Regions from separate parts of the Homo sapiens genome. Here region 2 is linked to region 1. The links are chromatin loops, found by intact Hi-C in ENCODE. Cell type or tissue: endothelial cell of umbilical vein. All regions are shown on one strand.

What was found. A loop is a pair of places that touch in the nucleus more often than their neighbours do. Peaks named below come from ENCODE experiments on the same cell type or tissue, not always from the same donor. Only the 100,000 strongest peaks of a DNase experiment are listed, where the experiment ranks them.
Region 2: it touches region 1 in a loop (6-fold over the local background); 8 of 110 quality-filtered maps call a loop at or near these places.

What each region holds. Positions count from the first base shown.
Region 1 is chr15:35,693,416-35,701,415 of GRCh38, reverse strand. All of the region lies in intron 1 of DPH6-DT (DPH6 divergent transcript), which reads right to left. Among named protein-coding and RNA genes, the nearest start is that of DPH6-DT, 150 kb to the right of the region's middle. In endothelial cell of umbilical vein, a CTCF peak has its summit at 3,806 (motif pointing left); DNase peaks (open chromatin) are centred at 3,555 and 4,385; H3K27ac peaks cover 2,391 bases.
Region 2 is chr15:35,518,283-35,526,282 of GRCh38, reverse strand. The region is part of intron 3 of DPH6 (diphthamine biosynthesis 6); the gene reads left to right. Among named protein-coding and RNA genes, the nearest start is that of DPH6, 24 kb to the left of the region's middle. In endothelial cell of umbilical vein, a CTCF peak has its summit at 6,570; DNase peaks (open chromatin) are centred at 4,102 and 6,512; H3K27ac peaks cover 287 bases.

The DNA of each region.
Region 1 (8,000 bases):
ACATCCTTTGGCTCTGATAATGAGATTATGCATCATTTGTTTTCTGACAACTCTTCCCTTCATTAAACCAGGCTATCATTTCCAACAACAACAAAAACTTATTTATGAAGCTGGAAGAAATTGTAAAGGTCACAGACCTAACTTTACATTTTACAGATGAAGGAACTCTGTCTCAAAGAGGCAAAGGGACTCATTCAATGAGACACAGTTACATAAGAGTATTTGAGGGGATTCACAAGATGCATATAGCACAGCATTTTTACAAATAAGGAAATAGTTGTTTATGAAAGGAAGGAGAAACAAAAGCCTGTGATATTATCCCAAATGCACTAGAGTCCTGTATAGATAACTAGAGATATGTTGGCTACAAGTTTACCTCTGAGATTCCTAGCAGCCAAGGCAAAGAAAGAAAAATGATTTGTTACATATTCACTATCCATTGATAAAAACGAATCAGTTTTTATCTGGATTCTCAGTAAGAAGTTCCTGCATTACCATGTGACTTATCCCTAGGTAAATGTATGTCTATAATAGTGAATATCATTGGGATCATGCTCCTCGAAGAAGTCTTATGGCATAATCTATAGTAAGCTTCCTAGATACCAAAAGGATTCCATTTAGGTGCATTGCTTTGAAGTTTGGATTATTCAGAGAGGAAATCTGCATGAAGAAATGAAAGGTGTAGAGCTCTTTCAACATACATTTATCAAGTATTTACTTTTTGCCAGACTGTATTCTCAATGCTTCATGTGCATGAACAAAATTCATCCTTAAGGCAACACTATGAGATACATACTATGTCTCCCCATTTTACAAATGGGGAAAATAGGTACATGACTTGCCCAGGTGCGTGCAGCTATTGAGGGCTAGCTCCGAAGTCTGAGCTCTAAGCCACTATATGCCACTGGCCAGTACTGTCAGAGGTGTTTGAACCAGAGCACCAGAGCAGCTCCATCTTGAATAGGGGCTGGAGAAAATGAGGCTGAAACCTACGGGGCTGCATTCCTAGATGATTAGGCATTCTAAGTCACAGGATGAGATAGGAGGTCAGCACAAGGTACAGGTCATAAAGACCTTGCTGATAAAACAGGTTGCAGTAAAGACACTGGCTAAAACCTACCATAACCAAGATGGCAATGAGAGTGACCTCTGGTCGTCCTCACTGCTACACTCCCAACAGCACCATGACAGTTTACAAATGCCATGGCAACATCAGGAATTTACCCTATATGGTATAACAAGCGGAGGAACCCTCAGTTCCAGGAATTGCCATCCCCTTCCCAGAAAACTCATGAAAAATGCACCCCTTGTTTAGCATATAATCAAGAAATAACCAAAAAAAAAAAGGCAATCAGCAGCCCATGCTACTGTTCTGCCTATGGAGTAGCCATTCTTTCATTCCTTTACTTTCTTAACAAACTTGCTTTCACTTTATGGACTCACCCCAAATTCTTTCTTGTGCAAGATCCAAGAACCCTCTCTTGGGGTCTAGATCTAGAGCCCTTTCTGATAACAGTACCAGTACTGCTTGACTCCCTAGTAGGGCATCTCTCTCTCTTATGTGTATTATGTTCTTCCAACAGTTCTCTACCTCAAGATCTACTAATCAGCAATTATTGATACTAAAAAATATCTTTTTGGCGAATAGCGTTGTTTCTCCAACTTGTACACCAAACACAGCTGAAAGCTAACATTTTTAAGCCCTGGATCTACAATGAAGAGAAACCAATTCTCCAAACCAATTGTTACCAAAACCAATCAACCCTTAGAAATGCTGAAAAGGGCAGTTTTCTTCTGAACTCTGTAGGAAAATAGAACAAGAAATGCAAGTCAAGTTCCAGGGCTCCCAGTGAAATAATTCACCATAGAAAAGGCTCCTGACACCACAGGGAAAAGCACTTCTGCTAACACTTCAAAATGTCCCTTAACCATGCTCTTCTACTTTGTAATGATTGCATGTTTTCCCTTTGGGCCTACTAAAGTATTTAATTGCAATTACACTCATTTACATAGCAGATGAGGCTAATTGCTGGTATTAGTTACCAAATGTATGCTTGTATTGTGAGGGTGAAAAAAATGCCCTACAGAAAAGAAAACGACTGTGCCTCTAATTAAGGAGTTATGAAGTCAGAATGAGCTGGTTCCAAGATGTAAATATGAAATTGAGGGCTTTCAGAACTCTATAATGGTTTTTTATTACTCCATCTCACTTCCTTGATTACACACAATGTTTAGGGACTAAAGATAAATACAGTGCAATGTTCATAGTGCTGACCTGATTGCTAGGCATGTTCTCTCACATGTAGAGTGAAATAAACGCAGTTGTCTTGCAAACCCATGATAAATGGTGGGTTTTGAGTACCTGGTCTTCATTTACTTGGCTATTCAATTGCTAATTCTGGTTCCACTTATTGCAAAAGCAATGCTGGCATCCTGAAATACACACAATTTGGTATCCAAAGCTTGTTTTGTACATGCAGTGTAGAATAAACAAAGAAATCATAAAATGTACACGTTTTCGGGGGAGGGGGAAGACTAAAAGTTAGAAACCTCTAGGTTGTTTTGGTCTTCCTTGATTAATTTCTGTGTAGGTACCATAATGCCTAAAATATGGAATTCTGTGGTGACTTGCCTTGAGGAAGCTTCCAATTTCATTGGGGAGACAATTTATACACTTGAAGCCATCTCCGTATATATAGTTCCCTATACATTTCATGCATGGAAGAATTTAAGGCAGAATGGTAGCCAACAATAAAAGATGGCAATATTTAGTGTTAACTGTAACCAGTTCAGGGGGTCAGAGAGGCGAGCTGTCAGAAAGGACAAGAGGCCTTTGAGTAGGCATCATAAGAGAATGTTTGCTTAACAAAAATCTGCAGTGAACCAGTAGTCCAACTCTCACAGCACTCCAGCTGCCGAGACTAACAAACTCTGGTGTTTAAGAGTTTTTGTCTCCCATGATGATTTTTCACCTGCAAATTTTATTTTCCAGTTTCCCATTCCTTTTTCTTCTTTGTTCTGGATCCTCGCCACCACATCCTACACCTCCTCATAAATGAAATTATTTCATTAAAAAAAGAAAAAATAAACTTTTCAGGCTTTAAAATAGACTTGCTTAATTTTCTTTATACTGAATGCTTAGTATATGGTGTAGCGTTCAGTTACCTACACAGGTCACTTCATGAAATGAGTCTGGCTCTCAGCCAAGCTTCTGCCTCTCCCTTTTCTCTATGTTAAAAAAAAAAAAAAAGATGGGTGTTGGGGAAGAAAAAATAAGGGGAAGAAAAAGAGAAAGGATGAAGAAAATCCTCCTAGCCACCAAAAAAAAAAAAAAAATGCATTCCGTGGATACCACGGCCTCACCCTCCTTAGTAAGCATTCTTTTGAAACACAGGCCTTTGGTAAACTAATCCCAGGTGGTATGATGACAGGGTCAGCAGAGTGTTATTTTTTAAACTTGTGTGAAAATTTATTTTGAGTTTTATCTCATTCTCTGGGCACTCAGGCAGTGCAATCACTAAGCTCTGGTGCCAAATGTAAACAGGACATCCTTTCAGATATCGAGGTCCAGCTGGCGAGAACACACACCCTCTGCTTTTTGCCCTGTTCGGGAAACCAACCCCAGTCCTTTCACAGAGAGGTGCTGGAGCAGGGGAAACCTGCTCCTGCCTGTGGGATGTAAACAGAATCCTTAAAAACATCTTTTTTATCGCTATTGTTTGATGGGTTCCTTACCATCTCCTAATTCTTCTTACACCACAGCAACACCTGCAGGCTAAAAATTGTCACAAACTCCCCGTGGTTGTGATTTGTCACAAAGTTTTACATTTACTTGGGATAGGTTATATCTTAGACCATGGGATCAGAGACTGTTCGGGCTAGAAGGCATTTGAGAGCTCATCCAGCACAATTTTCTAATTTTGCAAATAATAATAGATGCTGAAGAGTGAAAAAGAGGCATATATAGCCTTTGAGTAGCCCAATCTTCAGATGAATTGCTGCCCCATATACTCTTGGAAGCAGGTGGGCTATAAAGTAAAAAAAAACATGAAGCCTAAGCTGAAAGAGCTATATGTATATGCATATTTTTATCATTTATCTGTATAACACAACACCAGAAAAAGTAAAGCTAGTATACTAGCAAGAGCTCAGTGAGGTACAAGTTTCAAGTAACGTAGAGGTTTATAGTTTAAGGGCATCAGTGAGAAACAACTAGTCAGGAAATGCCTTAGGGAGGAGGTGAAATTCCCATAGTGCGCCCTCTTCCACGCCGGCAAAGGGGAGGAAATAAATACTCGTGCCCAGGAGTTTAAGAGTGGCTGACTCCAATTCTTGTTGATACAAAATTTTATCAATTTTTATCTCTGCTGCCATTTTCATTTTTATTTTTAACTTGTCTTCTCGTTGTTTCCTACTCTGTTGCACCAACTCTGGGAGCCCCATTTCAAACTCTATAGGACTACTCTCAGATGTCTGCTCAACTCACTGACTCATCTCTCTGGAATTGCTCATAGGAGTAGCTCCCCAGCTGGCTGATATATCATTACCTCACTTCTCCACTCACCCTACCCAACTCCACTGCAAAGAGGTGATTAGATCAAGGATGAAAAGCTGATCCACTTTAAGGTCATCCACTTCTCCTAGGAATTTGAAATTCAATGATAAGAGAGTTCCATTAGTTTTTACATTCAGTTGGAAGTATGGGGCTGGGTGCAGTGGCTCACACCTCTAATCCTAGCACTTTGGGAGGCCAAGGCAGGAGGAAACTTATAGCTCAGGGGTTTGAGACGAGACCAGCCTGGGCAACATAGTAAGCCCTCACCTCTACAATCAAAAAATCCGCCAGACACGGTGGATAACTGTAGTCTCAGCTACTCGGGAGGCAGGGGCAGGAGGATCACTTGAACCCAGGAGTTTCAGGTTGCAGTGAGCTATGATTGCACCACTGCACTCCAGCCTGGGTAGTAGAGTGAGACTCTGTCTCAAAAAATAAAATAAAATAAAATAAATGGAAGTATATCAAGTGCCTCAGAGACCTGAATGCCAGCCATATGTACCAGAAGCAGAAAGAGTTAGAGAAAGAGTACTTTCTGGCTTTCCTGACTTTCCTAGGACTATTTCAATCTTTTCTAAGGGCTAGCTACACTCCTGCCCTCAGGTACCCATCAATATCTCTATATTCCTATAATAAATTCTCAATATTTACTTAAGTAGCTTGAGTTGTTTTCTGTTACTGAAAACCAAAGCTTTTCAATTAAAACTCACATCCTGGGCTTGAATATTTTCCCATTAATTCCATCTGGCCATCTGTCTAATTCTAGAACCACCCAAACCCAAGCATTAAGAGCAAGTTCAAACTAGTCCATTATTCTTTTCACCCCACAGATCTGTCAAAGGACTAGCAGGCCAAGTTCAAACCAGATTTAAGAACAGTTAACTAAAATCAGATTACTCTTAGCAGCTTTTCAAACATGCACTAATTGAATATAAAGAAGTAATCATCGGGGTCTCCAATACAGCCTAGCTCCTAGTGTATTGACTTATCAGAGCAATCTCACTTTAAATATAACTTGAAATAATATTGTTATTCCATGCCTTTACACTCTTACATTTGTATATTTAATACGGTAGTTTGCTTAAAAAATCAGTTAAACAATTATTGCTTATACAATAGTATGGTGCTATGATTTAAAATAAAACATTTACAAAAGAAGTTTGGCTTTATAATGAGATTCCTAAGTAAATCTGATTGGAGAATGGACTGGCTATGGTTAGAATTGATTTTGCTAATGTCATGTTCAGGTTTGAAAAGAGGAGCACATCTATTTGAAGACTGAAAATTTCCACTGGTCAGTCAACACACACTGTCCGTAGTCAGGTGAACATGTCAAGAATAACACTTTTAGAGACTTTGGTTCTTGCAAACAGATTATTTTCTGAAGAATCACTAATTTCCTGTTTCTTCAAGAAGGTCACAGAGACTCTGAAGCATCACATTCCCCCTCCCATACCTGGGTACCAGTCCTCCCATCAATCCTCCATCATTATCATAACACTGCCCAGGACCGAATCTAGGCTACATTGTGAAGCCGAGCTCTGTTTCAGTGTCCTCTCCAAAGGTAGGTTCTCAGAATCCCCATGCTACCTCTTCAGACCAGGAATCCTCCCTTTCATCCCCCCCATCTCCACCCTCAGCACTTTTTTCCTGGACAGTGCCCAGTGCTTTTGACTTCACCATTTTCCACCACCATTATTTATCTTTCCAAGTCCTTTTACCTTAGGACCTTGGTGTCTGCTGATAAAATGGTAAGTATTTAGACAGTTCTGATACATTAATTCACTACCTCCTTTGGCTAATTAGGTTTACATTTGAAGACAGCTTCTGGAGACAATGTTTATTAAATTTCAGAAGGCCCAGAGTATGTTTTAACCCTTTTTTGCATATCCTATAAAATGCAATGGGGTACAGATCTTGTAGTAGCTGCCAAATATAAATCTGGATTGAATTCCTGAAGATAATTAAATTAGATTAGTTATTCTAGGTTTTTCTCAATGTCTTTCACCTATCTCTCCTCTTCTTTCCCGCATATCCATATGGACATGCCAGATGAGGCTACATTAGTCAAACTATATGTGGCTCTAGGTAAAAATCATGTAATACATCTAGAATTTATTAGTTTCTTTCTGTATTATGGCCCTGTTGAAATCATCTGGACATACTGTATCTCAATTTCCTCCCCCGTTAAATGGGGTTACTATTGATCTATTATTCATAGAGTTTTTGGTAACATTCTGTTTTGTTAAAATACTTTGAGAGCCTTCTAGGAAAACTGTCAGAGAAAACTTAATATGTACTATTAAGGTTTTTTTAAAAAAATGTACGGAGCACCTATTGTACACAAAGCACTGCATCAGTTATAAAAGACACAAATATAACTAGTATTTTCTAAATTTAAAAAACTACACTCTAATGTGGAATTTTATAATAGATTATTCTACTAATGATAAAACCACAATATGAGCAACAATATTTCTTTAACTGCTATGGAAAAGAGACAAATATGCTTTTTACTTGTCTTTCAGAAATTTTCCCACAAATAAATGAGAAAAAGTTATGAAGAACCTCACGAATTACTTACAAGTTGTGGCCTAAAGAACATAAGCAAGGATCTGAATAATTTCCTATGCTTGATTAGGTGGCTGAGCAGAAACTGACCTTCTATCTACAGAACTGTCCTTTGAATGCCATTTGTCTCTGTGGACTCGAGGAATTTACTGTGGAGTGCCTTGCCAACAGAGTGTTCACCTTGTTAATATTAACCATGAACTTCAGGTCCTGCTGTATGTACTCAAAAGGCAATATAACATAGAACATCAAAGCCCAAGAGACAGCTGAAGAGAAATGAAGATAACAGTTAAGCTAGGGAAAACTGGAAAACTTCGAGTGGCTCTAAACAGAGTTCCCCCTACCCTCGCCACACAACACACTGACCCTGTCACATAGTTTGGTTGCTAGGTTGAATTTAACTTATTCCAAGAACTTCCACCTCTGGAGAACATATTCAACTGGAAATGACAAGTGTTACGGGGAAATGCTAAAATTTTAACATATAGTCCCCTTCGATCAATATTATCTTACAGAAAATCCCAGAAATTTTAAGGTCAAATACGCTAGGGATATTCTGAGCATTCATCAAAGATGCTGTTGTTAACTTGTCTCTTAGAATAAGGTAAAACATTGTTTTTCTTCCTAATTTCTGTTCATATGGAGGGAATGCATTTCTGAAAAGAATGTACTTTAAATGTTCACTCCAAAAACATGCAAAGAAATTTAAGAGTGAATCATATTCTCCCATTCTGCAGTTGGAGGCTGACCTGCCAGCATCTTACTCAACACTCCAAAGAAAAAGACTTTTCTTGTCTAAGAGCGCAGATAAAAGCTCTCACTTCAAAACTTTCCTCTCTTTGTAAGTCATAGTTCTTTGAGTCAGGACATGAAC
Region 2 (8,000 bases), 180 kb after region 1:
ACTATAAGATTGGTTTTGGAGCCATTGAAATGCCCCATGGTCTATTTTAAGACCAGTTCTCTTACGGATTCTTTCCTAGGTAGTAATTTTGCAGGGAGGTGGGAAGGGAGGGAGAACAATGATCATTTGATAAATAACCCATGATCTTCCCTTTGAGCCTTTCATGATTTATCTCTTTAAAACATTTTTATTGGCCTGATAGCCATTTCTTGTGACATCTTTAACCCTTATCCAAGTTCTTCTGATTTTCAGTGGTCATATATCCTGGACGTAATTACAGAAAGCATTATAATAAGGATCAGACTAGTAGATTTCATCTAGGATAATGCACTACTTTAAGATAGGATTTATTAATCTGGAAGGGAGAGGTATTCTTGAACTATGAAATTTTATGCAAATGTTTTGTAGGTGTAAATTTTTCTGGGAGAGGAAAAATGTTTTTTGAGATAGGGTCTTATTCTGTCACCCAGGCTGGGGTGCAGTGGAGCTATCGTGGCTCACTGCACCCTTGAACTCCCAGGCTCAGTTCATCTTCCTGCCTCAGCGTCCTGCATATCTGGGACTACAGGTGCATGCAACCATGGCCGGCTAATTTTTGTATTTTTTTTGTAGAGGTGAGGTTTCATCATGTTGCCCAGGGTGGCCAATTTTTGTCATAGTCTTACTATGTTCTTTTCAAAAGTTTAACAGCTACTATTTTAACCATCACTTTCAGAAAGCCTTGTAGCCTGGGAGTATTCATGAATACTCAATAATTAGTTGTCCCCTGAGCTTGTAACACATGCTATGCTATGTGCTATGAGATCAGATGGGTCTTCTGGGGCTTCCAAAGAGTGAAGAGTCACATGAGGTAGATCCTGAGAGCAGACGAGTATGCTGTGCATTTCTCAAGGAAGACATTAAGATCTAAAAGAGAAGGGAGTATAAAGCATCTTAAATTTCAGGTAAGAAGTGATGGGGGCCAGGGATGGGACAATAGGCTTGGGGACATGGCTTGTTCTAAATAGCCTTTGGATTTTATGTTGAAGGAGAGAAGAATAGGGATGTAATCAAGGCATTGCTCTTGATTTCCTCAAGTGTAGCTTTTGTTTTTAAAAATTTCTATTGCATTATTTACTTTTGTGGGTACTTATTATGACTTGTTTTATGTAATTATTTGCATTTGTAATATATTCTCCCTGTTAGTTTATAACCTCATGAGGGTAGGAACTGAATGTTTTTCAAATTTGAATACTCTTCAGTGCTCATCATGGTGCCCTGTCCATAAGAAGTATTCAAATTTTTTTGTTGTGTATTTCCTCCAGAGATGATGTGAAGGATTTTTATATCAAATAGTCAACTTTATGGTAATCCAAGGGAGAAATTTCTCTCAGGACTTAGTATTTGTAATAGTTTAGCCTTAACATAACTATTTGATAGTTTTTATTGCATGAACGCTGTAAATCATGCAACTTAAAGTTTCCTCTTTATATTGATTGCTGGAAAACCCAGAGCCATGTGATTTTCTTTCAGTTTTCTGTGACTTATTGTAATTATAATTGCAATTTATGTAGCACTATCTTCTAGATAACTGCTATAAGCTCTATACACATATATTCTAATTTTATCCTTACATCAACCCTTTGCAGATAAGTAAACTGAGATACAGAGAGGTTAAGTAACTCATCCAAGGTTACACAGCTAAAAAGTGGTAGAACATGTACTTTTAATCACTATGTTCTGCTGCCTCCCAGAATTGCATTTGTGTTAATTCATGCAGATATTACTATATTACAGTACATATATAGTGCATACATAAACCAATAAGGTATGTGTAAATTGACAATGAGGCGGAGGGGAAGGCATATGGTTTGATAAGGGGTTAGGGTTATTAAGTCAGGGATCAAAGTGATCTGTCTGTGTCTGATCTTGTTTCAGAGCTCTCAGAATAATTTTAAATAATTACTACTCAAAGTGTGGTCTAGGGATTAGCCTGGTGCTAGTCCATGAAGTGTTTTGTTCAAGACAAGATATATAGAGAAATTCAAAATAAGCATTTAGAAACTTTTATAGTAATATGAAAGAGTAATTTTGTTTCTTTTGAATCTAATAATAAAAATTTGACCTTGTATTTTGTATCTTTTAAAAATGTTAATCTTTTAATTCATTTTGTTGTATTTTACAAGTTTCTATCTTTGAAGGGTTGGAAATGTAAAAAAAAAAAGTGGTTTATAACACAGTTTGAGAAGCACTGTTTTAGGTAATAGCTTTGCAAGTTTTTAAACTGGTTTGTTTGAAAAAGAAAAAAAAAACCACGATCTGTGGTTTGAAATTGCATTTTAATCTAAGCCTGTTTCTGAAGATGTATTAGGAATTAGTAATTTGGGTATTGGCAACTTTCATGGTTCTGTGAGAAGAGGCCCTAAATTGAATTGATTTGGATGGGTGGAGGGGGACATTTTTCATTTTTGTCTTACACTTAGTGCTTTTCTCAAAAGTGACACATTTTAATTAAATTCTTGATTCAAGATAATAGCATGAGGAACTTGTCTGTCATCCATAGTTACAGTCTCCTTTCTTGACTTATCATAGTAGCTAATAAAGCAATTCCAATTTTAGTATGCTTATAATTGTTCCTTGGAATAACAGAACAGTAAAAAGAACAACAGAACATTGCTGATGATGCCAGCTTAGTATCATAAGTTTTTCCATTTATGGAAAGCAAAGGTAGCTTCAGAGATATATTTGCAATCCCAGTTCAGTTTTTAATTTTTCTTTTTCTTTTTGGATAAGTTGGGAAGTCTTGTTCTATAATATAATGTTATAAAATAGGTTCATGTAAAGCTACCAACCTTAATAGGATCTTTTAATGTTCATACAGTTAACATCTCTTCTTTAAAATAATCTCTTATTGGTGGGATTAGTATTCAATGGGGAATTCCTCACTAATTTTTGGATATTATTATAAAAAGCATGTCTCCAAATAGAGATAATGGGCTAAGGATATGAACAGGCATTTCACAGAGAAGTACATTCAAATGACCAAAAAAAAAAAAAAAAAAAGAATGTGTAACTTCACTAACTCAAAAATGCAGCTACACTTTGACAGAAATAAGAAATAATAATGGTTTTGAAGAAACAGATACCCTTATGTACTGCTAGCAGCCCTGTAAATTGGTTCAATATTTCTGGACGGTAATTTGGCAAAACTCATCAAACACAAAAAAATACACTCCTGTAATAAGCAATTCCACTTTGGGGAATTTATAACTAAGGAAATAATTTAAAATATACTTGAAAATTTAGAAATCATTGGCAATGTAAATTATGACATATCTATACAGTGGGATGCTGTATAGCATTAAAAATGAACTTGCAGAAATACATCTGTATATATTTTTAAGAGAAGGAAACAGATTAGGGAATGCTCTGTATGGTATAATAACATTTTTCTACAATGCATTTGTGTAAGTACATGCATAGAAAAATTATCTGTAGGATATATTTTAAGTCTGTGGGCAGAATTAAGAGTATAATTTTTGCACATTTAATTTTTCGGTGTTTTTCTCTAATGAGGATATATTGCTTTTGAAGCTTCCTTGTTGAAGATTTGGCATCTACTTAAAAATGCACTGAATGGTATTGGGGGAAAGGAAATCTTTCCTATTGATTATCAAATCAACAGGATGTCAGCCATTCCCCAGGTCCTTTTTGAAGGTTCATGAGGAGCCTGTTTTTCTTTCAGGGTTGGTTCTTGAAAGCTTGTATGTGAGAGATTTTATTATTTTATTTTATTTTACTTAATTTTTTTGCTGTGACAAATGTCTGTTGTTTTCTAAACAAGAAAGCCAGTGTCCCAGTTAGGTGCATTGAGTTATTTTCATTCACTTGCAGTCCTGTTGTATTAATACTGAATAAGCAGAGACAGCCTGACTGGTGGTGAAAGATGGTAATCCAGCCTCAGGGCTTTTTCTGGTCAATCCTAAACCTCTGATTGCCACGTTTTCCTAATTTCCCATTTCCAGGGCATCACTAGAATGACCTTGCTTGCTGAATATGATGCTCTGAATCTCCAAGATTTTCACATGCATTTGAAAGTGGGCAGCCAGGCGATTGTTTACAGGACTCCAAATGAACTGTGCACTCACAGCAAGTTTGATAAACACACATTTCCTCCTTTTATCAGTGAGATTGCAAAATGTGAAGTATGAGTTTCCAGTTTTACTGATTCCCCTCAACCCTTTTCCTGTTTAAAAACTTAGACATACTAATTGGATGCTGATCTGTCCCTGTTTTTCATTCTGCTTGCTGGTAGTTGACGGCTTAGTTTAGTACTTACCTAGGCAAGATTTGGCAAACCTTCAAAAATGAACTTTCCATGTATTCAACTTAAAGGAGATTCATCCCAAGGAATGTAATGTGAACACTAATTAACATTAATGACTGCTAATCACTTTGCTTTTTATACTCCTTTAGGAGCACTGCTATTATCCAATGTAGTTAAGTAAAATGCTTGTATATGAATCAACAATGTTGCATCCTTTTAGCAGCTATTGCTCACAATCAAGCTTTGCATAAATTAAAGTTGACTAAAATTGATTTTAATATGCTGCTCTTCTTCAATAGTAAACTAAAATATCTAGTTAAATATCCTGCATATTAAAAATACATTGCCTGATTTTTTTTGTAGTCATCCTGTGGTAGATGAAAAGCAATATTGCAAATACATTTTCTCACAGTTCATGACACTTTCTCTTAGATTTCTTCAAAATTGAACACAACTCTTCATAGTCCTATCAGCACTTTGATTCTGTTGTAAGCATTAATTTTGTTAGATCAATGAAAAGCAATCAGCCTATGTTTAATTTTTCTGAATTTGTTCATTTACTTCCTAGAGGATCTTACAGATTCTTTAGATGATATAGTCTATTTATATAAAGTTGGTTCATAGGATTGTACATTCAACATTCATTAAAAAAGGTTGTTTATTATGTTTAGTGAATTACAGGACCATTATAAAAGCTTTCTGTTTATTTACATGCATTCAATGTACCTGTGACTAGAACTGCCTTGCCTTAGGAGGAAACTAAGCAAAACCCATAAATTAATAATTTAAGGGAGCAATACTCAAGTAGCATTTCAGTTAAAAAGTAAAGCCTCAGAGTCAGTACTAGCCACTTTAGCATTGCTTTACTTTTTGACTTTTATTGGCTGAAAATAACTTGTTAAACTGGAGCTTTTGTAATAAAATGAAATCTACATACCATCTAAAGCCCCTTCCCCTCCTTTTGATTTATGAGTAGGTTGACATATTACTGGAGAATTTGTAACACTTTCACAGTTCTGCACTTTGATTTCAGAGAAGGTGCTAATCTCTCTGGAATTTTGAGAGTGACAAAATGAGTTGTATACTGTTTTTCCAGGGAATTTGGGTTCCTTTATTAGAGGCCTTAGTTTTATTATGGTACCTGTATTAATGTGGATTTATCCAATATGTGATATGGTGGTATGATTAGATATACATTAATGGAGGATTTTTTTTTCATTGTACATATTCTACTTGGTTTGATCATATTATAATTCTCACAGCTAATGTCCATGTTTCTACAGAGGTTCAGCAATTCAGGATATTATTTTCAAATTACCAAAATGAGATAATTTAACTCCCTTTTACTTTTGCATTATTTTTAGTGGAAAAAAATTAAATGGTAGTATTATAAGAAGCTTTATGCTGTGTATGCTAGTCTTATTGTATATATGTACTGAAAGTACCTTTGACACTGTACTTAATTGGATTTAATTTCAAAGAATTGTAACAGGAATTATGTGAGAGAATAGAAAATATATGGAACTTAATTAAGTGCTGTCCATATGTAAAGGTAAGATTCATGACTATTGTTTGATGTAACTTATTTATTTTACATCCTGATACTGTTGTATAATAGCACAAAATGCATGTCTATGAGGAAAAACTTGCTTTTTCTATTTTACTTTGAGTTTTTATGTGTAATAAAATTATGCTTAAAATAGGCGAGGATTTCAGTTTTGATTCTTCTTCTTTTGTTTTTTTTTTGTTTTTTTTTGTAGCATGTTTACTTTCACGTGAGAGTGATTGATCTGTAGCTGTCATTTTATCCAAGAAGGGACAAATGGAATTGGTCTTTTAGACAAAAGTATGCAAACAGACTGCATTCTTTCTGTTGATAGAATTATGGAAGAATTGCATGAGGTGCCACATTCAGTTGCCTATTGATTGTAAAGAGGATTCTGCAGTGGGGTGCTGTTTCCAATGGATAAGGAGGTGCTATGATTACTTACCTTTCTCATGAAAGCACTACAAAGGGAAATGCAAAATGTGTGCAGTGCAGTCTTCTCTATTTGACAGTTGTTTTTGTTAAGTTTTTTCCCCCATTGAAGTCCAGCCTGTTTTAGAAAAACATACATTTTAGTTCTTTCCCCTTTATATCAGGCTTAGTAGATTTCCATGCATTTGACCCTTTAGAGAAATTACATGTTATAGACAGTTTTCTTTTTCTCAGCCTCTATTGTAAAGCTTCAAAGCTGATGCAACAGTGCCCTCTATAGTCTTTTAGTGAACATTAGACAGATGTAGATGATTTCAAATGTTCAGGTAAGAAACAGGACATTTAAATTTAATTTTTGTTCAAACAAGAGACCCCTTTTTCCTAAGTAGACATTCTTGTTTTTCACTAGTGGCTTTACTTTAAACAAAGAGAACAAAAGACCATTCTGAGTTTTCATTTAGAATTATTGGCTGCTTCTTCTTTTTATCCCTTGGTAAATCTCAAGTTTTATCAGACGTTCATCAGAGTAATTTGAGAAAGATGGAATCTTACAGGCTGTACTGTCTGTTCATGAAATATCTTTTTGAAGTTGAACTCTGATAGGAGTATTTTTTAAAAATAATTTAGTTCCTTTGTACTTGTTTTTTCTATTTAATTAGAATCTGAGTGGGCTGCCTAAAATTTGACTTCTATTTATTCCTGAATTGTGAAACCCAGTCGTTATACATGACATTATTTAAATTCAAACCAAGGGAGTTACACAATGACTAAAGTGTTTGTCATTCATTAGCATTGATTTAAATTTTAGATTTCCTTTTTCTCTTTTTGGTTACCTTTTTGATTGTATATATTGATAGCTAAGTTTTTCATTGTAAAATGCAACTAGATGTGAAGTTATGGATAATAAAAGCAGGAATCATATTTAGATATGATTAGAAGAGAAAAATGTTATGGATTAAGTTTATTTTGCTTCTGAAAGTGTTTTAATAAAAAGATCACGGGCCCAAGTCCTGGTTTCTTCATGTATTCACTATGTAATATTGAACACGTCTTAACCCCTGCAGCTGCTTTCTCTTCTATAAAATGGGAGTAAAAACACCTTATCCTTTGATGTTTTTGTGAGGTATTAGAGATAATATATTTAAGTTGGCCAGGTCATTAGAGATGCTCAAATGGTAACTTTATTTCCAAAACCACAGTGGGAAAGTAAATGGCTTTTATCTGAGGAAGTTTTTAATATAGAATCTAGAACACATTTAATGCACTTTGGATTTTAAAAGTCCTATCTGGCAATTTCTGGATTTATGTGAATCTGAAAGTTGGGATAGCATTTCTTGGTAATGTGAACTAACATAATGAGATGTGCATTCAGTCTCAACTCCCTACACACCTCATTCCCAAACTTTTAAAATAAGCTGTCTTTGGAATCTTTATTTTAGTAGAAATTTACCCACAAACCAGTATTTAGCAATGTGTGAAAACTGATGATAAAACTCAAAAAAACAAAACAAAACAGGAGTTTAAAATTTTTCCCCTTTAGTGTATCTGAAAATACTTAGGATACTTTTTCAATTATCTGGGTTCTTAGTAATAATAGTCTAGAGCCCTTATTTGTGTTTTCTAGCTATACAGCTTTTGTTTTCTCCACCAGCTACGAAGAAGACTGGTGTGTAAAATAGATGAAAATGGAGCTTTTTTGGTTGAAATGGAGATGGG